Regions from separate parts of the Homo sapiens genome. Here all the other regions are linked to region 2. Evidence: chromatin loops called from intact Hi-C (ENCODE). Cell type or tissue: dorsolateral prefrontal cortex. All regions are shown on one strand. Region 1 overlaps LOC124900613 (a long non-coding RNA gene). Region 2 holds the start of AMER2 (APC membrane recruitment protein 2). Region 3 has its middle 11 kb from the start of PABPC3. Region 4 overlaps MTMR6 (myotubularin related protein 6).

Region 1 (5,000 bases), 57 kb after region 2:
GTTAGGCCCCACCATTTGCCTCATGATCGCGTTTCTGTGGCTCATTCTCCACCAAAATCCATTACTCCTGGTGCATCTTTTCTGGTCTCATGCCTCACAGCTTTAATTCACCTTCATAAAGATTGTTCCAGCTGGGCACAGTGGCTATGCCTGTAACCCCAGCACTTTCGGAGGTCGAATCTATAGGATGGTTTGAGGCCAGGAGTTCAAGACCAGCCTGGGCAACATAGTGATGTTACCGGAAAGGAGTCCCGATCCGGACACCAAGAGAGAGTTCTTCGATCTCCCACAAGAAAGAATTCAGGGCAAGTCCACAGTGCAAAGCAAAAGTAAGTTTATTAAGGAAGTAAAGTGGTGAAAGAATAGCTACTCATAGACAGAGCAGGGCGTTCTCGAAAGTAGGAGGGGAAACACGTCCTCCCTAGGTATATACAGGATAAATCCTGTTTACATATGGGATAAAAAGAAAGATTGTGGGGAGATGTACTCTGCTACAAGGGTTTATGATAAAGGGTTAATTTTCTTAATTACTTTATTTTGCAAGAATTGATGTTATCTTTAAAGCAAAATTAAGAATGCTTCTGTTCTCAAGATACTGGGATATCAGGACACTCCCAAGTCTGGGTCTGTTTAGTAAACATTATCAACCTGTTCCCTTAACGGTAAACACCTAGAGGCTAAGAATACCTAACTTTCTGGGAATGCAGCCCAGCAGGTCCCAGCCTCATTTTTCCTAGCCCTCACTGAAGATGGAGTCGCTCTGGTTTGAACGCCCCTAACAGGGAGACCTAGCTAGAAACCTATGAAGGGTGGAGGAGAAAATTATTTTCACTCCCCTACACAGGCACTCTCATTCTCCTAGTTATCTAGGTTTATGTCAATGGAACATTTTTGAGTCTTTCTTCTCTGGCAAGTTAACATTTTTGTCAGTTATTTGGTCCTGTAAATCTTCCTTTCCCAGTGGCCTCTGAAATCTATATTTTCATTTCTCAAAACAAAATTCCTCTAGAATTCATGTCCTTATGTTATTTTATGTTTGGCAAGTAACGATATCAATTGATACATGTTTTGGGGGATAAATGATGGAAGAAAGTTCGTTTGCAAACCCTCATCAGAGGAGGAGTAACTGGGAGGCAGGGACAATGTGTGAATCATCCCCAGGATGTAGCAGGTCCTCTATACAGTCTGACTGAATGCTAATTAGAAGGAAAAGACAGGAGAAGACACCCACCTGGCCTTTCTTCCAGTCTCTGCTCTTACTAATCTAGCCTATTCAGTGTTCACAGATATTCACATTTCCATGTTCAAAATGTTCAGTCTCCTGTTAAATAAATCCTTTCTGTGTCATCCAAGGATTCACATATTTGACTGCAAGGCAGAAGAGAGGGCGGGGTGTGTGTGTGTGTGTGTGTGTGTGTGTGTGTGTGTGTGTTGGGGGGTGTCTCTGAGTTCGTGTGTGTGTGTGTGTGTGTGTTGGGGGGTGTCTCTGAGTTTGTGTGTGTGAGTGTGTGTGTGTGTGTGTGTGTTGGGGGAGTGTCTCTGAGTTCGTGTGTGTGTGTGTGTGCGCGCGCACATGCGCGTACCTGTGGTGGGTGCTTAGAAGATGAGACTAGACTGTGAGGAGGTGCAGGAGGACAGCAGACAGCCCCGCCATCTCACCATTTCCCCCTTGGTATTCCTCTGGGTCACTGAAGCTTTCTGAATCTTGAGAAGGGTGACTTGATAGATCAGGGAGCATTTCCATGTATTTCCAGGGCAAGTTTGCACCCAGGCGACCTCCTGTATTGGGAATTCCACCCAGTATTTACCTTTGGCGGAAGATCTGCCTTCAGCAACTGCCCAAGGTTTACAAAGTGGGTTGGGACCACTCCCTGGGCCTCTGAGGACACCACCTCCTGTGGGGTTACTGAGTTGAGAGAGCCCAAACAGAAGAGAGGGCTGACCAGGGCCAACCCTTGGAGTGGGCATGGAGCCTTTGTCCAGTGAGCTCTCAGGAAGTGGGCTCTGAAACTGCACAGAGGGAGGAAGAGGAAGCAGCGCTGATTATTATTAGTTTATTTTTGGACAACAACCCTATCAAGCACCCTGACATCATGAAACTGGACAGGGAAGACACCCAGCCCTCTGGTGATCAGACGCCATCCTGGCTGGGGTCCTGGGGCCCCAGCCGGCTCCCTCTAGCTGAGGGTGGGCGGGTGGCCTCGTGCTTCTGCCACTGTGCTTGAAAACATGCAGAGGCAGGCCTGGGGCCCCAGGAGAGGATACTGTGGGCTCCGCACCTATTTCTGTTTTCAATGGCGGAAGGAAAGAGGGAGACAAGTTAGGGTTTTGATATCTAAGACGGGTTCCACTCATTAGCTATTGTAGTCACTTATAATACAGATCAGGAAGGATGCCTTGCCTCCTAGATCAAGCCTTCATTATTTCAGCCCATTTCAGGGAGCCTTTTCCTCCTGTAACCACATCCACACCCGCAAATGCAGCAGGGCTGGCTTTGTCAGTCAGTGAGGTGAATCAGCTGGAGGTGATCTGAATTTTAAAACCATCTGCTCACTGCTGCTGAGCCTGGACTCTCCAGAAGATGGCAGCAGTGGGACACTGTCACCCAGGAGTCAGGCTTTGGCGGGACTAATTCCTCTTACTGGAGCCTGTATTACTTTGCACTACCAGTAAAAATATTCACTGTATGTAGAACAGTAACAACAGGATGAGTCTTTTGTTCAATATGATTGAATCGTATGGTGGAGAAACAGAAAAAAAACACTTTTCCTGTGGTCTCTAATTCAAGTGCTGGGTGTTATGTCCCAATTTCCAGAAAATACATCTTGCATATGCTGTTGGAAATCTTTGCTTCAATAATGAATAAGATCTGCTGCTTGAAAACTTGCTTTTGCTACAAGAGCTGTGAAACTGCAATTTGGGTTTTCTCATGTCTACTGTAGACTCTCAGTAAAGAGGAAAAGTTCTTAATATTTTTTCTCAGAAAGGACACTTGTTTTTTTTGTTGTTGGTGTTGTTGTTTTTTTTTTTTTTTTTTTTTTTTTTTGCAGAGCCTCGCTCTGTCATCCAGGCTGGTGTGTAGTGGCATGATCTCAGCTCACTGAAACCTCGGCCTCCCGAGTTCAAGCAATTCTCCTGCCTCAGCCTCCCAAGTAGCTGGGATTACAGGTGCGCGACACCATGCCCGGCTAATTTTTGTATTTTTAGTAGAGATACGGTTTCACCATGTTGCCCAGGATGGTCTCGAACTCCTGACCTCGTGATCTGCCTGCCTTGGCCTCCCAAAGTGCTGGGATTACAGGCGTGAGTCCCTGCGCCTGGCCAACACTTGTCTTTTTCTTAGACGGGGGAAGCTTTAACTCGGTTGTTTTAGTGATAGTTTAAGAGTTAATTTTACTCCTAGAAAGATGTCATTCAGTAGGATTGCATATGCTCTTCTCATTAATATAAATAGACCGAAGTCTATTTATATTAATGAGAATATATTTCGTATAGTAATTACTATACAAAAATGCAAAGCTTATTAAATAAATGCCTGTATTAGAATGTCTGTATATGTAAATATATATATTTATAGTTTAATATATTGTTTATACTTTAAGAATAAATTATATATACTATAAACATCTGATATATAAATATGGATCACAGATCTCACATAGTTGGAAAGTTCTTTCAACTTAATTTCATTTTATATTAAGACTGCAGACAACTGTTATATTAGAGGTCTGTATCGTAGCCAAGTGATATTTTTAAAAGCAAGCCAGTCTATGGCTGGCTGTTTCTAGCTGGCAAAGCCTGAAGCTAATTCTGAAGCACAGGGCACCTTATGTTAGCAGATTGTCGTGAGTAATGGAAATTGCACTTGGGATGAATGCCAGTTCATCTGGATTACCTGAAATTCCTTAGAGGCCATGGTGGAAAGGATCAGCTGTTCTCTGAGAGTGGGATACACTCTTACTCTCAATAATCCTCTGTCATTTTTACATTTGCTTTGACTCAGCTGCAGAGAATCTAAATCACAGCCCCACCAGCAAAACTACTCTAGGCAGACAGCATCTCCAAATGGCATACAGGAGGGATGACAAAGGGACTAGAAGCTCTCACCAAAGTCACAGTCTGCCTTTCCTCAGTTTCTTGTTTGTAAAATAAGAACTGGAGGGACATGGCATCTACGAGCCCTTTCAGTATTAACATTTCAGTCTTATTCTGGAGGTATTTGGAGAGAATTAATGATGTATCACCACCTCCTTCATTACTTCTGTCTAACTCTGCCAGAAGTAAGGGAAAGCATCCTCTCTTTGTTTCAGCACATTCACACAGGCTGGCTAATGAGATCCCACACTGAAAAAGCCTGGGACTTACACGGACTCTCTGAAATCTAAGTCCTCATTTGTAACATACAGCTTTTTAATACTAGCTTCATAAGTCCCAGATCCCTGCAAAGGTAAATATTTTATTTTCTGTAACTATGTTCAGAGTAGCAGTTCTCTGAATCTGTGTATTGCTCCTGGCAGGAAGCAAATGTCAGCTCATTCCTGTGTAATTGACATGTGACATCTTAGTTTCCAGACTTAGCTAAAGTACTTACTAATAGATTTTAGATGACAGATAGGACCTTTCTTTTCTGTCACCCTTCAGTGGGAAAATCAGAAAGATAGAAAGAACTCTGATGCTTTTTTTTTTTTTTTTTTTGCTGGTCTTATAGTAATTTTGGAAGGAGAAAGATCAAATTTTTGGAAAGAGAATGATCAAAATAATATTAAGAAAAAAATAGTAGTTCTGAAAATATTAAGAAAAAATATATATGGATATATATATATATATATATATATATATACACACACACACACACACACACATGGATGATGTTTTACTTGTCTGTTTAGTGAACACAAGTTTGTTGAATTGATTTGGAAGGTAGTGATTTTTAAATCATATTTATCAAATTTCATTAAACTGAGAATTACATATAAAAGCACCAGATCAATGCATGGGGC
Region 2 (5,000 bases):
AGTGTTGATGTCCCAAAAGAATGATATCCATCCCAAAGTCCTCTATCAGATTTCTCCCAGGAGGCCCAAAGATTCTCATGTAAATTAGAGTCACATTTGACCTGTCCTGATGGGTGAATAAGCAGACCACTTTCTCCCAGTGGAGAAAGGGAGATTTTTTAATAGGCGACTTACTTTTCCTTGATCCCAGTCACAAACTCTTCCAAACTGACAGAGCTACATAGTAACCCACAAATCTAAGCAACTGTATGGGTGTGTGTGTGTTTGTGTGTGTGTGTGTGTATGTGTGTAAAATTGAGAGACTTTCTATTGTTCTTCAAAAGGTTGTAAAGACGTAACAAATGGGTTTCTCTTTACAGTTCCTTACACGTGGTCTCCCCAGAAAGCACTGAGGACTCTGATTCATCATGTCAAGCGGTCAATTAGAATCCGGGAAAGCCTCTCTCTGGCCTCACCTTACTTCCTGTACCAGGAGAGATGCTCATCAATAGTGAGAAAGAGTTGATGGGATTAGAGTCTGGAAGTGACAACCTCTCCTGAACCTGAACTCATTGATTTCTTCGTTTTACAAAACAGTGTTCTTGAAAAAAATAAACAAAAAAAGGAAATAATACAACTAAGAACTCCAAGGTCTAAATTTTAACCAGCTGTATCTCATAACAACAGAAGCTGCAATGGCCAACATACGTCATTTATAAAACGCCAACTTATGTGGATGGGGATTGGGATTTATTGGCCTAATGCAAAGAGCATATAAAAAATGAGTAGGGAAAAGACTACTGTTTGTGTATATATGTAATTATTACATATATTCTTAAATGATATTTAATAAATAATCAAATGATTAAATAATATATACTATATATACATGTTATATTTATATATGTATATGCTTCTCCAAATTTCTTTTTGCTAAAAAGCACTCAGCTGGGATTATGAAATCAGATGTCAAGATTAGAATATTAGCAGTCACTTTTTAAATCAGAACACAGAACAGATCCCTAGACTGAGCTGTTCCCAGAAAAAAGGTTTTCCCTCTCCCCAGACCAGGCAGGTAGGAATGTCTGCAGAGATCCCTGGACACACAGGGACCCCTGCCAAGCTTTTCCTGCTCTGTACATTGGGGAAGGGGACTACAAGTCAGCCCTGGTGGTATGGGGGAGGGGAGTGGTACCGCAGTGACAGGAATAATGCCACTGTCCTGCTGAGTGGGAAAGGAGAGGGCAGAACCCGGACTCGAAGGCCCACCTGTGGAGTGGGTCTGAGATTCCCAGCCTGTGTGTCTCGGTCAGCTTGTCTATTGTTATCAGATGTGGGCTGTGCCGCAGCATCTGTGACTTCATCCCGTGGTGGCTGGAGTCTGGGATAAAAGTCATGGTTGTCCCAAAGGTGCAGGCAAACTCCACCCCGGGGAGCTGTTGTGCTTGCATTGCTGGGCTGCTGATAGACTGATTGAGTGGTGGCGTGTACTTTTGTCACAAGAACCATAACCACAATGACAGCCACACAGCATGGACCTAGCGTGTGCTCAGCTCTGGACAAGACATGGATGTAGGCAGACATGCTTCCTGCCTGCTGGGCTTAGTGCACCAATGCTAAGGACAGACATGAAGGGCTTGGGAAAGGCATGAAGATGCAGGGAGTCTAGGAGAGAGGATAAGAAAAACAAGCATTTTGTGGTGGGTTGAATTGCGTTGTCGTTTTTAGAGGCATTTCGTGATCCATGGTTGCGCTCCCGTGAAGAGCGAGTCTAGAGAAGGAATCCGAAGGTGGGTGAGAGTTGAGGGAATTTGAATTCCATAATTACGACTCGAATTTCTGCAATCAGCTCGCGGCTGTGTTGCCTGCTCCTGCCACAAAAACGCCATGCAGCGCCGAGCCAAGTCGGATGGAAGTGGGTTAGGGTATTATATAAGCCCTTGCGGGAGGGAAGATGGTCTTTTATGTGTGTTTCTTTTGCAGCGGCGGCGGCGAGCGCGGCTCAGGTTGATTTAGAATACGGGTGACAGTGGCCTGGCGCGAGCCCACTGCTGACGAAAGCGGCTTATCCCGCGCGGTTTCCATGGAGACGAGCCGGAGCCGCGGCGGCGGCGGGGCTGTCAGCGAGCGCGGCGGAGCTGGCGCGTCCGTGGGGGTCTGCAGGAGGAAGGCGGAGGCCGGGGCCGGGACCGGGACCCTCGCGGCAGACATGGACTTGCATTGTGACTGTGCCGCCGAAACGCCGGCCGCCGAGCCGCCGTCGGGGAAGATTAATAAAGCTGCCTTCAAATTATTCAAGAAGAGGAAATCGGGTGGCACCATGCCCAGCATTTTTGGGGTCAAAAACAAAGGGGACGGGAAAAGCTCGGGTCCGACGGGGCTGGTGAGGAGCAGGACCCACGACGGACTTGCCGAGGTGCTGGTGCTGGAGAGCGGCAGGAAGGAGGAGCCGCGCGGCGGGGGCGACAGCGGCGGGGGCGGCGGGGGGCGGCCGAACCCGGGGCCCCCCAGAGCCGCAGGGCCCGGCGGGGGCTCCCTCGCCAGCAGCTCGGTGGCCAAGTCGCACAGCTTCTTCTCGCTGCTGAAGAAGAACGGGCGCTCGGAAAACGGCAAGGGAGAGCCTGTGGACGCGAGCAAGGCCGGCGGCAAACAAAAGCGGGGGCTGCGGGGGCTGTTCAGCGGCATGCGCTGGCACAGGAAAGACAAGCGGGCCAAGGCGGAGGCCGCGGAGGGGCGCGCGCCCGGGGGCGGCTTGATCCTACCCGGCTCGCTCACCGCCAGCCTGGAGTGCGTCAAGGAGGAGACGCCCAGAGCCGCGCGCGAGCCGGAGGAGCCCAGCCAGGACGCCCCGCGAGACCCAGCAGGTGAGCCCGCAGGGGGAGAGGAGGTGCCCGCCCCCGCCGACCGCGCCCCAGCGCGGAGCTGCCGAGAGGCAGAGGGCCTCGCGCACCCCGGCGACACCGGCGCCCGGGGAGAGGACGCCGCGGGGCATCGGCGCGCCGAGCCGGGGCCCGGGGAGGTCCGCACGGCAGAGGACGCTTCCAGGACGGGGGCCGTTCCCGTAAAGACGGTCCCCCTTGTCGACTCCGAAGGCGGCAGCGGCCGGGCGCCCGCCGCCCCAGACCCTGCCTCTGTCGATCCACCCTCAGACCCGTCGGCAGATCGTATTTGTTTGATGTTTTCTGACGTGACTTCACTGAAAAGCTTTGACTCTCTTACAGGCTGTGGAGATATTATTGCAGACCAAGAGGAAGAGGCAGGTCCCAGCTGTGACAAGCATGTCCCCGGGCCAGGCAAGCCGGCTCTGTCTAAAAAGAACCCCGGCGTGGTGGCCTACCAAGGAGGCGGGGAAGAGATGGCCAGCCCGGACGAGGTGGACGACACCTATCTACAGGAGTTCTGGGACATGCTCTCCCAGACCGAGGAGCAGGGACCCGAGCCCCAGGAGGGCGCGGCTAAGGTGGCAGCTGCGCTGGAAACCAAGGTGGTGCCCGAGACCCCCAAAGACACCAGGTGTGTGGAAGCGGCCAAGGACGCGTCCTCGGTCAAGCGCAGGAGGCTCAACCGGATTCCCATCGAGCCCCATCCTAAGGAGGAGCCCAAGCACCCGGAGAAGGAGCAGCAGGAAGGCGTCCCCAACAGCGACGAGGGCTACTGGGACTCCACCACGCCAGGCCCAGAGGAAGACAGCTCGAGCAGCGGGAAGAAGGCGGGCATCCCCCGGGATAGCTACAGCGGGGACGCGCTCTATGATCTCTATGCTGACCCGGACGGAAGTCCAGCAACCCTTCCTGGAGGGAAGGACAACGAGGAGACGTCCTCCCTGTCCCGGTTAAAGCCCGTATCTCCAGGCACCATCACCTGTCCACTGCGAACACCAGGCAGCTTGCTGAAGGACTCTAAGATCCCTATTAGCATCAAGCACCTGACCAACCTTCCATCTAGCCATCCCGTGGTGCACCAGCAACCCTCCAGGAGTGAGATGCCCAGAACAAAAATCCCGGTTTCCAAAGTGCTGGTCCGCAGAGTCAGCAACCGGGGCTTGGCTGGGACCACCATCAGAGCAACGGCCTGCCACGACAGTGCCAAAAAGTTGTGAGGTCTTCCAGGCCAAGGTGGATGGGCCCCATGCCAAGGAATACAACTTTTCCCTGGAAACCACTAAAGTAAGTTTTGCTTTTCCTAAAGAAAGTCTTTTAGGACACCACCCGTCCCCCGCCCTGCTCCAGAGCGTGGACCGAGGAGGTCTTTGTGCCCTGAGCAGGGACCGGATAACACCAGAAAGAGGGATGCTACACGGGGGTTTCTCCTCTCAAGATAAGTCCCTGAGAATTATTTTCAAGCACTTTTTTCTTTTTTACCTTTAAGTTTTTCTTCCTTTTGCTTTAATATACTGAACACTTGGAAGTCACCTTTACTTGCCTTTGCAGAAAACAGAACTTAGCCAAACCTAAGTAAGAGTCATGCCTGGATATTGGGATAAGCCAGTGTCTAGAGGCCTGAAGGAACCGCTGAAGAACCAGAGGAGATCTCCTCTTCCAAGACACGTTTCCTTCCTTCCCTTCTTTCCTCTTTCCTTTCCAGTTAAAAAAAAACAAAAACAAAAACAAAACCCTTTGCTGTATCACTGTGTGGAAAATACCTCCAAAGCTGAAAGAGCCAGGTATTTACCTGATGAGCAGAGGGGACCACTGATTGGCAGAAAACTTCCCTACGTTCAGTTGTTAGATATGCAAATTGATAAGGATCTAACACTAGGAAAATAAAGGCGAGTTTTGGTTTGGTTGGTTTCAGTCATTTGTTTGGGGAGATATAAAAGGCTCAGGAGAGCAGGCTTTTGCTTTTGCTTTTGTTTGTTTCTTCCCCCACCCAGTGCAGAAATCAGGATCAGGGAAAGATTTTATTAAATGCCAATAGATACAGTATTTAAGCATTTATAAACTGAAACCTTTTCATGTGAAGATAATGCATATTTTACCGTTTATCCAGCTGTTAACATTTTGTAATCAGTCAATTCAATA
Region 3 (5,000 bases), 86 kb after region 2:
GTGGAAAGCAGTGTGAAGATTCCTCAAAGAGCTAAAAATAGAACTACCATTCAACCCAGCCATCCCATTACTGGGTATATACCCAAAGGAATATAAGTCGTTCTACCATAAAGACATATGTATGCATATGTTCACTGTAGCACTATTCACAATAGCAAAGACATGGAATCAAGCTAAATGTCCATCAATGGCAGACTGGATAAAGAAACTGCAGCACACATACACCACGAAATATCATGTAACCATAAAAAAGAACAAGATCATATCTTTTGCAGGAACATGGATGGAGCTGGATGCCATCATCCTTAGCAAACTAAAGCAGGAACAGAAAACCAAATACCACATGTTCTCACTTGTAAGTGGGAGATAAATGATAAGAACACATGGACACAAGAGGGGAGCGACAGATACTGGATCCTTCTTGAGGCGGGAGGGTGGCAGAGGGAGAGGATCAGAAAAAATAACTATTGGGTACTAGGCTTAGTACCTGGTGACAAAATAATCTGTACAACCAACCCCTGTGACGTGAGTTTACTATATAACAAACCTGCACATGTACCCTGAACCTAAAATAAAAGTTTTAAAACAAAAGAACTTTAGTGGTTTTATTTTTATTAACGTCCTGAAGTGTGTGGGCAAGCTGATTTGTCAAATTAGCTCTACCAGAAGTGAGCATAGTTTTCTATTTTATGTGGGCTCTTTCCCCTTTTTTTGTGTGTGTGACAGGGTCTCACTCTGTTGCTCAGGCTGGATTACAGTGGCCTGATCACAGCTTACTGGAGCCTCCAACTCCCAGGCTCCAGTGACCCTCCAACTTCAGCCTCCCGAGTAGCTGGGACTACAGGTGTGCACCACCATATCCAGCTAATTTTGAAATTTTTTTTGTAGAGATGGGGTCTCACTATGTTGCCCAGGCTGGTTTCAAATCCTGGTCTTAAGCAATCCTCTCATCTTAGCCTCTCAAAGTGCTGGAATTACAGGCATGAGCCACTGTGCCCAGTCCTACATGGGCTTTTTCAACAAGCTGGGGAAATTCTTGAGAAAAGGCTTTCACAACATAAAATGAAAGACTACTTGAGTAGAATCTACATCTACAGGTAATTCAGAATTTTTAAAAAATGCAACCTGAGGCTGACTATAGTAATTATAAACTGGCTCATTATGATCTTGGGTACAGGCCTGATTTTATTTCAGCCTAAGGTTTTAGGAAAAGCCTCCAGAATAGCCTTGTGAAGGTTCTTTTTTTGCCATGCTTTGGGTTTTTTCACAGTCTTCGGATGTATATTTATCTAAATCCTTCTCAGGGCCATGTCAACGAGCCTAGGCCATCCAGCATTGGGCCTGACCTTCACCAACAGGCATGTGAACCTCTGGCCTAGATGAGAATTCCTGGTTAATCCACTTGAATTACCACGTTGAATTCATCAGCAAGCTGGTCAGGGTCCTCAGAGACTTTGGGAATTCTTTGCAGCGACTTGTAGTTCAGCCTTGCACCAAGGAACATGAGAAACGTGGGGGTTAGAGGAATCATTAGTGAGCTTAACTTTAGAAGGACAGGTTTTAACAGGATCAGGTTCAGGGTAGTAGGAGCTGAGGAATCTAGAGGGAAAGGCATTTCAGCCAAAGGAGGATGGAGACAGGGGACAGAGGAGAGAGAAGGGAGGTCCCCTTCAGGGAGGAAAAAGTCTGGGCCTCCAAGGCTTTGTCATCTTTCCCTAACTGTTTTTCTCAGTTAATTTGGGGACAGTGTCTTGCAGGGAGGCAATGTTAGAATCCTGAATGTGCTTAGAACCTTTTAGGTGCCAGTTGAAGTAGGCCTCCCATTTGGATTGTTTAATTTTAGGACCAGAGTCTTCTAATTTTGTCCTAAGAAAGACAAGTTTGGAGGAACTCAAAAGACCCTTATGATGGTTACTGAAGCTCCAAATTAGTTTTGGTGTACTCTTTCCATTGGGAGGATAATTTTTTGACATATGGCCTGCAGCGTTCTCAGAAGGGGAACCGTTATTGTCTCCTTTGGAATTTTGGGATCCCATTCTGCTTCTTATTAATCTCTTGAGAACAAAAGAAAAATCTGTAAGCCCTGTCAGGGAATTTTAGGGGTTTGTTTTAGTGTGCCTGGCCCAGGGTTTTGTTTGACATGGCTGGAGCCTGTACACTAATCGCCCCACCTGTGACCAAGTTTTCTCTAGATGCATACATCTTTTCTTGAAACTGGCAGGCCCCCTAGTGGTAATCTTCTCTGTCTGTGTCCCGGTTTATCCTGACGCGAGAGACTTCTCTTTGGAGACTGATATCCCTGGCAGAATGGTGGCAAATGCCCTAATGGCTTTTAAAGGGTCAACTGTGCCCACCTTTTTAGAAAGTAAATTTTGTTCTCAAAAGATGTTTGGAAACAGAAGGAAAAAATCAAGCAGCAAACAAAACTGTAAATGTATGCAAATACTCAGAAACCAAAAGTGCATTACCAGAACCAGAAAGACAAACTGTCTTTGTACCAGAAAAGATTTGGCAGAAAAGACAAAAAGTCTTTAATATTCCCAGAAGCAAGAGCCTTTACTAAGGTCCCTTAACCCAGCCAGATCCTGAATAAGGTCAACAGACAACTGCTACCAAGGAAGGGAGCTTGACCTGAGAGAAGTTGTATCTGGATAGGAAAAATAAAAAGGCAATCTGTGGAGGTGGAGTGCACAAAAGGCCCAATTGTGTGTACCTCGCCTTGTCCCAAAGGTCGCTGATCCCTTCCAAAGGTAATTGTTTCATCCCACTTCTGACACCAGATTACGTCAACCCAAAGAAAAGACATTAGAGAAAACTATCCCGAAATATATTGAATTTATTCTGGAATGGAAAAAGGGAATTATAATCTGGGATTCATGGAATGGCAAACCACAAGTGAGAGAAGGGTAAAGGAAAGCTTTTACTGGCAAAAAGAGAGGTTCAACATAAGCTATTTAGAAGCAGAATTCATTGGTTCCAGTGGCTCAAAGTCAGAACTGTCATCAGTTTATTGATGGAGATGCTGTTACTGGGCAAGTGTTCTTTTCAGAGCATCTTATATGGATTGTTGCAGTCCTAAAGAATATCTGGTGATGCATCTTGTCATAGAAATACATGTATACGGGTGAAATGTGCAAGCTTTGCAAGGCAGAAGATGTGCAAAGGATGTGAAAGGATTTCTTGTCAGATTTTTAGAAAGTCCTTTGAAACAGTTCTTATCTCAGACATGCTAGCATGAACCCCCTCCTTTCTGCATTCCCAGCCCTAGTTTGTCAGGGTCTGACAAGAGTGATTTCATCCTGGTATCTGCAATTCTCACAGCTTGTATAGATGTAGTTTTGCAACTGTGCAAATATTTCTGCAGAGTAAATATCTAGGAATAGAAAGCTAGATCAAAAAGTAAACACATTTGAAATTCTAATAAATGTTGTCAACAGCCCTCCTTAGAGCTGGTACTAATTTACACTTCTAAGAGCTGTGTATGATAGAACCTATTTTCCCACAGCCTCGCCAGAAATACTTTATCATATTTTTCAGTTTTCCTACCTGAGAAGTGAGTAGTAATTTCTCAGTGTTGTTTTAATTTGCTTTTCTCTTATTATGAGAAAAGTTGAGCATCTTTTCTTATGCTTAAAGTCTTTTGTATTTCTTTTTCTGCTAATTGTCTGTTCTGGTCATGTTTCTATTGGATTGTTGGTTTTTTTCTTATGGATTTCTGGGAGCACATTATTTTATTCACAGTTCATCTTTTGACGTTATTTATAATGTTATTTTTGTCATATAGGTTTTAAATTTTTTTGTAATAACTTCTGGATTTTGTGTTATGCAGTTGGCTGTCAGTATCTGTGAGTTCTGCACCCAAACCATGGATTGAAAATGTTAAGAAAAAAAGAATAAAAAATAACAATACAATAATAAATATAATACAAATTTTTAAAAATAGGACCACTATTTACATAGTATTTACATTGTATTAGGTGTTATAAGTAATCCTTATAAGCAGAAGGATGATTTAAAGTATACAGGAGAATGTGCATAGGTTATATGCAAATAATACACCATTTTATATAACAGACTTGAGCATTCATGGGCTTTGATATCTGAGGGAGGTCTTGGAATAAATCCCCCAAGTATACAGAAGAACAACTGTAATTAGAAAGGCTTTTACTGCTTGCTATAGTTTGAATGTATCCCTCCAAGTTTATGTGTTGGAAACTTAATCCCCAATGCAATGGTGTTGAGAGGTGGGACCTTTAAGATGTGATTAGGCCATGATGACTCTGCCCTCATGAATGAATTAATGCTGTTTTGGGGATTGAATTCTTGATAAATAGATGAGTTCAGCCTCCTTCTCCTCTTGCTGTCTCATGTGTGCTCTTGGGCCCTTCTGTCCTTCCACCATGGGATGACACAGTAAGAAAGCCCTAGCCAGATGCAGCTCCCTGATCCCAGACTTCTCAGCTTTCAGAAGCATAAGCCAAATACATTTCTGTCTATTATAAATTACTCAGTCTCAGGCATTCTGTTATAACAGCACAAAACAAAGACACCACTCTAAAATTACAAAAAATTATCTGGTGTTTACTTCTAATACTTTTGATTCCATTTTTGACATTTAAATCTTTGATTTGTTTTGACATTTTCCTGTTGAATAAGATACAAATTCAATTGTATTTTTATTTCTAGAATGCTACCTGTTTTCCCTAAACCATTTATTAGTCTATCTTTCCCCCCACTGATTTCAGATGTAATTTTTGTTGAAAATTTTGTGAGTATTTGGATATATTTCCAGGCTTTTTGTTTGATAACATGTCTTTCCTTCAATTCATAATTATTGCAATTTTTTTTAACATTTACTCTTCTTTTTCAGAGTTTTTCTAACTATTCTTGTTTGTTTCATTTTCAACGTGAATGTTAAAACTGGTTTGTTTAATAATGCAAGAACAACAGCAGCAACAAAACAATAAAATATCTGTTGGTATTTGATTTGTGAATGAGCT
Region 4 (5,000 bases), 79 kb before region 2:
GAGACCAAGTTTTTGAAATTGTGTGAGTTGAGAGGAATCCCTTAAAATATATGGTTGTGAGAGAAAATGTTATACCTGTGTTGTGTTCAAGAAACATGACTTTATTACCTAATTATGAATGAAAAAGGAGAATAGAGATAATACAGAATTCTGAGACAAGGTTAGACTGTGAATACAAGAAAAAACTAAAATTTAAATCTGCTTCGGAAGCCATCGCCTGATTTATAAAAATGAATATTACCATTACTACTTTGCATCTATAGGAAAGATCTCTGTGTTTTTCTCATTATATTAAGGTTGAAGGAGAAGACTTATTCCCTGTGGCCATTTCTTTTGGAAGACCAAAAGAAGTACTTAAATCCTCTCTACAGTTCCGAATCTCACAGATTTACAGTTTTGGAGCCAAATACAGTATCTTTCAATTTTAAGTAAGTTGACATCATTGGAGTATTTATACTTGAATTTTCTCAAACACAATTTATTGAAACTTTTTTTTGTCATAAAGGTTTTGGAGGAACATGTACCATCAATTTGATCGAACACTGCATCCTAGGCAGTCTGTATTTAATATAATTATGAATATGAATGAGCAAAATAAACAATTAGAGAAAGATATTAAAGACCTAGAATCTGTAAGTATTCTGAAGTATCTAATATATTTGGAATGTGAAATTAGTTTACGATTAGACTAATATTTGTATTGTTGGTGTAAATCAGCACATAAACTTCTGAAGTAAGCAGTTTCTTCAAAATCAGGTCATCCCTACTTTGATTGAATACGTTAGTTCGAATCACTTTCTTTGTATTTTAAAATACATTAAAATACCGGAAGTATATAGCATAACGTATAGATAAACATAATAACTATCTGTGTACCCACCAGCTAGCTTTTGTGGGATTTTAACATTTACTATATATGCCTCAGATCTTTCTTGTTCTTGTTTTAAGAAATAAAACATAGGCCGGGCGCAGTGGCTCACGCCTGTAATCCCAGCACTTTGGGAGGCCGAGGCGGGTGGATCACCAGGTCAGGAGAGTTTGAGACCAGCCTGGTCAGCACAGTGAAACCCCATCTCTACTAAAAAAATAACAAAAAAGTAGCCGGGCATGGTGGCGCATGCCTGTAATCCCAGCTACTTGGGAGGCTGAAGCAGGAGAATTGCTTGAACCTGGGAGGCGGAGGTTGCAGTGAGCCAAGATCATGCCTCTGCACTCCAGCCTGGGTGACAGAGCAAGACTCCATCTCAAAACAAAAACAAACAAAAAAAAAAGAAATAAAACATAGATCTATTTGAAGACCCTCTATACTCTTACCCAGTCTTCACCCATGTATCACAATTTATAATACTGTTTTTCTTGACTTAAAATATTTTTACTGTGTATTGAAAAAATACCAAAGACTATCTATAATGTTTGTATGAGTTGTAAAGGGAAACAGACAATGTATAGGCCAATATACCCTTCACTCTGCTTAAGAAACTGATGTTTTAAAACTATATAAAAGTTACCATACTGTTTATGTGCTTCATTTTGCTCAACAGTGTTTTGACATTTATCCATGTTGATACATGTAGCTTTTATTCATCTTTTTATTAGTAACTACTATATAACTTTATATTATATGAATATATCACAGTCTATCCATTCAGCTATGGATGAATATTTAAATTGTTTTCAGTTTTGGATTTCCATGATTACAAATGAAGTTAAATGACTTTCCATATTTGTTGGCCATTTGGTTTTCCTTTTCTGTGAATGGACTGTTCAAACCTTTGCTCATTTTTCTGTTGGCATATTTGCCTTTTTCTTAGTGATTTGTAAGAGTTGTTTATATGCCAGGCACTAATTCTTTGTTAGTTATATATATTACAAATGGTTTTGTCCAGCCTATTGTCTTTTCCACTTTATTTATGGTATGCTATATATAGATGTTTTGAATTTTCATGTCAAATTGCTCAATGTTTTATGCTTTCTGTGTGTGTCTTGTTTAACAAATCCCTCTCTACCCTAAGACTTTCCTATAATCTTTTTTCTGCCATCCTATATAAGCAAAAAGGATCAGTAAGTATATATATATTTTTTAAATCCTAGACAGTTATAACAGTAAGACTGTCTCATCTACCTCTCAGGCAGGAGTCTCCCTTAGTCATCTTTTAGATAAAGAGGTAATGACTGCTTGAGTAAATTGTAGAAGGATATGGTCAAGAGAGGCAAGTCCAGGATAATAGGTAATACAAGATTATCGGGACAGTCCAAGAATTTGGAGAGCATGATACTCTGCCACAGGACACTTTAAAAATCTTCTGTTAAAAAAGTAAAGTTCTGTTGTGTTTAAAGTCTGTTATTTTTACCTAACAAACCACTGTAGGAAAACCATGTAAGAAAAACTCTATATAGTCAGTGAGCCCTTTAGCTACACAAGTTTGTTTGTTGTGTTTTCAGGGTGAATGTTTCATACACATTTCTTTTATTATAAATGTTTACCTGTTATGCTTTCTAGGTAATATATGTCCATTTTAAGTGTGGAAGCCTAGTGATCGCCTGCAGTCAAGTCTTGCTGGATTGTTTGTTTAATAAATATAAAAACTAACAATTTTCCACAGCAAAAAATTGTACACAATTAGGATTTTCAACCATGTCATATGCATTAAATGTTTCTACTTTTTTGAGATTTAGTTTTGCATTATACATACAGAGAACATATTTTGCAAAAGCATGTTTTCTTTTTTCATGTAACATATTGTGGCTTATGCAATTAGTAATTTTTTCAAATTTGTGTTTGTTCTAGAAAATTAAACAACGCAAAAATAAGCAAACAGATGGCATCCTCACCAAGGAATTGTTACATTCAGTTCATCCTGAATCACCTAACCTCAAAACTTCCCTGTGTTTTAAAGAGCAGACTCTGCTACCCGTAAATGATGCTCTTCGAACTATAGAGGGCAGCAGCCCGGCAGATAATCGTTATAGTGAATATGCAGAAGAGTTTTCTAAATCAGAACCTGCTGTGGTCAGCTTAGAGTATGGTGTGGCAAGAATGACTTGTTAGACTCATAGAGTTTTTTCTGCAATGATTGCAGTACAAGAAAAGGATTATTGTGAGGATGGTCTGTAAGCATAACCAAAAGGAATTTGTCTAATAACAATTTTAGGGTTTAACAGTAGGCTAATAGTTGAAGGAAGGATAATAACTACCCTTGTGAGAGAAATAAGTCATTTTAATTGCATTTCCAGCAAGGAATGACATTCAGTTCTGTAAGAAATGAGTGGTATTTGATGTATTTACTCAAAACACAATTTGCACTGTACACTAGTGAATTGACGTTTATGATTTATGTTAATTCAGCCAAACATAAATAACCTTCCTTAAGTACAATTTAACTTCAAGAAAACAAAATTTGACAACATAGTTTCTTAATAAATGATATGGCATGTACTTTCAATTATGTAGCTTTGTAACTATGAATATTTACATATTTTGCCTTTTAGTGATATTTAATGTTAAAGTGCCATGAAAAATATTTCTAAGAAAGCCTTAAATTCCCAGTGGATTCTTTACCCTTAAGTTTTACAGCCTACAACAAGATTTTTTGTTTTGTTTTTCTTCTGGTCAGCCTTGTTTTGTTTGTAAAGAATTGTGCTCTCATTACTGCTGGGGGTGCATGCTACAATACTTCTATATAAACACTTGTAGAAGTACACTGTTCACGTTTAGCCTGCCCCACTTTTGTATTCAAAATTAATGAAACTGAAGGTTTATTCTGATCATAATTTGTTTAGTGCTACATTTGATAATTTATTATTTACAGCTTAGAATATTGATTTCTTGAATACGTATAAGCACATTTGACTGTCTTTTATATATGGATTACTGCATTCCATTGATTCTTATTTTGTGGTTGGCTTTATTTCTTTCACAACTGTGTAAGTTTAAAGAGCTAAAGCTCTAAAACTGTTCTGAGAAACAATGAATAGTACATGTATATGTATATTTTTAAACTGCCTTATTGCTCAATGAGTTGCTGTTCCTGGAGTATCTAACTTTCAGTTTACTCAAAAACTTTTGGGTAAATAAAAAAGGGAAGTACAGATAGTTTAGGTTGTGCATGGTTGCATGAATTTTGAAGTCATTTCTATGTGGAGCATTATTTTTCTTCTTGTTAAATATAGAAAAAAAAAGAGATTCTAGTACAAAGTTACTGTTTAACAAAAGCAACATAAACTCTGGGAAAGATTTCATTTTGCCATGTTATATTTACTGTTTATTCTGTGTACTAGTACATATCTTTAAATTACCAAAAAACAAGAAACAAAACATAAAAACCCCAAAACTATCACTTGGAATTAGCAATATCACCCAACTGGCTTTAAAATTGAAAATTTAAATAACATGGTGGCATGAAGTACAATTCGAGTATTAGGCAATTTGCATAGTGTTCCTCATGCTACTTTCTGTTACACCTCTATTATATTAGTTTTGAATATAAACATCTTTTTCAGACCAAAAAAAACTTTATTGTATGAGAGCTTATCTTATCCTGTTTATTTTTCCAATGCTTTTCTGTAATACATTATGTAATTTAAAAAATATTCCTTTTTAAACAGCAACAGAAATGCACTATAAAATATAGTATGTGATTAACCAATCCTGCTTCCATATTTAAGCACTGGGAATGGAAACTTAATCTCTGTGACTACAAAGGGAAGTTTTTGTGCCTTGGTGTTCCAGTCACTGATTGTGGTTTTAGAATCTTCTGTGGCTGACTTCTTGTATTCAACTCTGGTTTATTATCTTAATCTTCAACTTCAGACATATATTTGTGTGTTTATATGCTCACAGGTGGACTGAGAAATCAGTTACATCTTAAGTGACCTACAGGGTATATGTTGGCAAAAGCAGACTGTGTATATGTCTTATAAAGTTGAATTTATGTTCAGTGTGTTTGGAAGTGTATAGCATGTAAATTACTTCATATATGATTTAAAGGTAATTAAATGTT

Evidence for each region. Hi-C counts contacts between places; a loop is a spot of excess contacts. Peaks named below come from ENCODE experiments on the same cell type or tissue, not always from the same donor. Only the 100,000 strongest peaks of a DNase experiment are listed, where the experiment ranks them.
Region 1: a loop joins it to region 2, with 2.5 times the contacts of the local background. A loop is called at or near these places in 3 of 110 quality-filtered maps.
Region 3: a loop joins it to region 2, with 2.2 times the contacts of the local background. A loop is called at or near these places in 2 of 110 quality-filtered maps.
Region 4: it touches region 2 in a loop (6-fold over the local background); 5 of 110 quality-filtered maps call a loop at or near these places.

What each region holds. Positions count from the first base shown.
Region 1 is chr13:25,111,945-25,116,944 of GRCh38, reverse strand. All of the region lies in intron 2 of LOC124900613 (a long non-coding RNA gene), which reads right to left. Among named protein-coding and RNA genes, the nearest start is that of PABPC3, 18 kb to the right of the region's middle. In dorsolateral prefrontal cortex, CTCF peaks have their summits at 2,381 and 2,580 (motif pointing right); a DNase peak (open chromatin) is centred at 2,574; H3K4me3 peaks cover 275 bases; H3K27ac peaks cover 1,208 bases.
Region 2 is chr13:25,168,682-25,173,681 of GRCh38, reverse strand. It overlaps AMER2 (APC membrane recruitment protein 2), which reads left to right and starts at 1,394. Exons shown (of 1, transcript NM_152704.4): 1 at 1,394-5,000. The coding sequence starts at 2,063. The coding sequence ends at 4,078. LINC00463 (long intergenic non-protein coding RNA 463) reads left to right here. Exons shown (of 4, transcript NR_120428.1): 4 at 360-858. RefSeq lists an enhancer at 1-535 and a silencer at 2,815-2,904. In dorsolateral prefrontal cortex, no CTCF peak of the experiment used is centred here; DNase peaks (open chromatin) are centred at 1,411, 2,021, 2,701 and 3,306; H3K4me3 peaks cover 4,118 bases; H3K27ac peaks cover 5,000 bases.
Region 3 is chr13:25,082,586-25,087,585 of GRCh38, reverse strand. No RefSeq gene overlaps it. Among named protein-coding and RNA genes, the nearest start is that of PABPC3, 11 kb to the left of the region's middle. In dorsolateral prefrontal cortex, CTCF peaks have their summits at 2,059 and 2,260 (motif pointing left); a DNase peak (open chromatin) is centred at 2,225; H3K4me3 peaks cover 949 bases; H3K27ac peaks cover 2,633 bases.
Region 4 is chr13:25,247,281-25,252,280 of GRCh38, reverse strand. MTMR6 (myotubularin related protein 6) reads left to right here. Exons shown (of 14, transcript NM_004685.5): 12 at 297-428; 13 at 506-632; 14 at 2,789-5,000. The coding sequence ends at 3,049. Among named protein-coding and RNA genes, the nearest start is that of MTMR6, 38 kb to the left of the region's middle. In dorsolateral prefrontal cortex, a CTCF peak has its summit at 2,930; a DNase peak (open chromatin) is centred at 2,950; H3K27ac peaks cover 3,046 bases.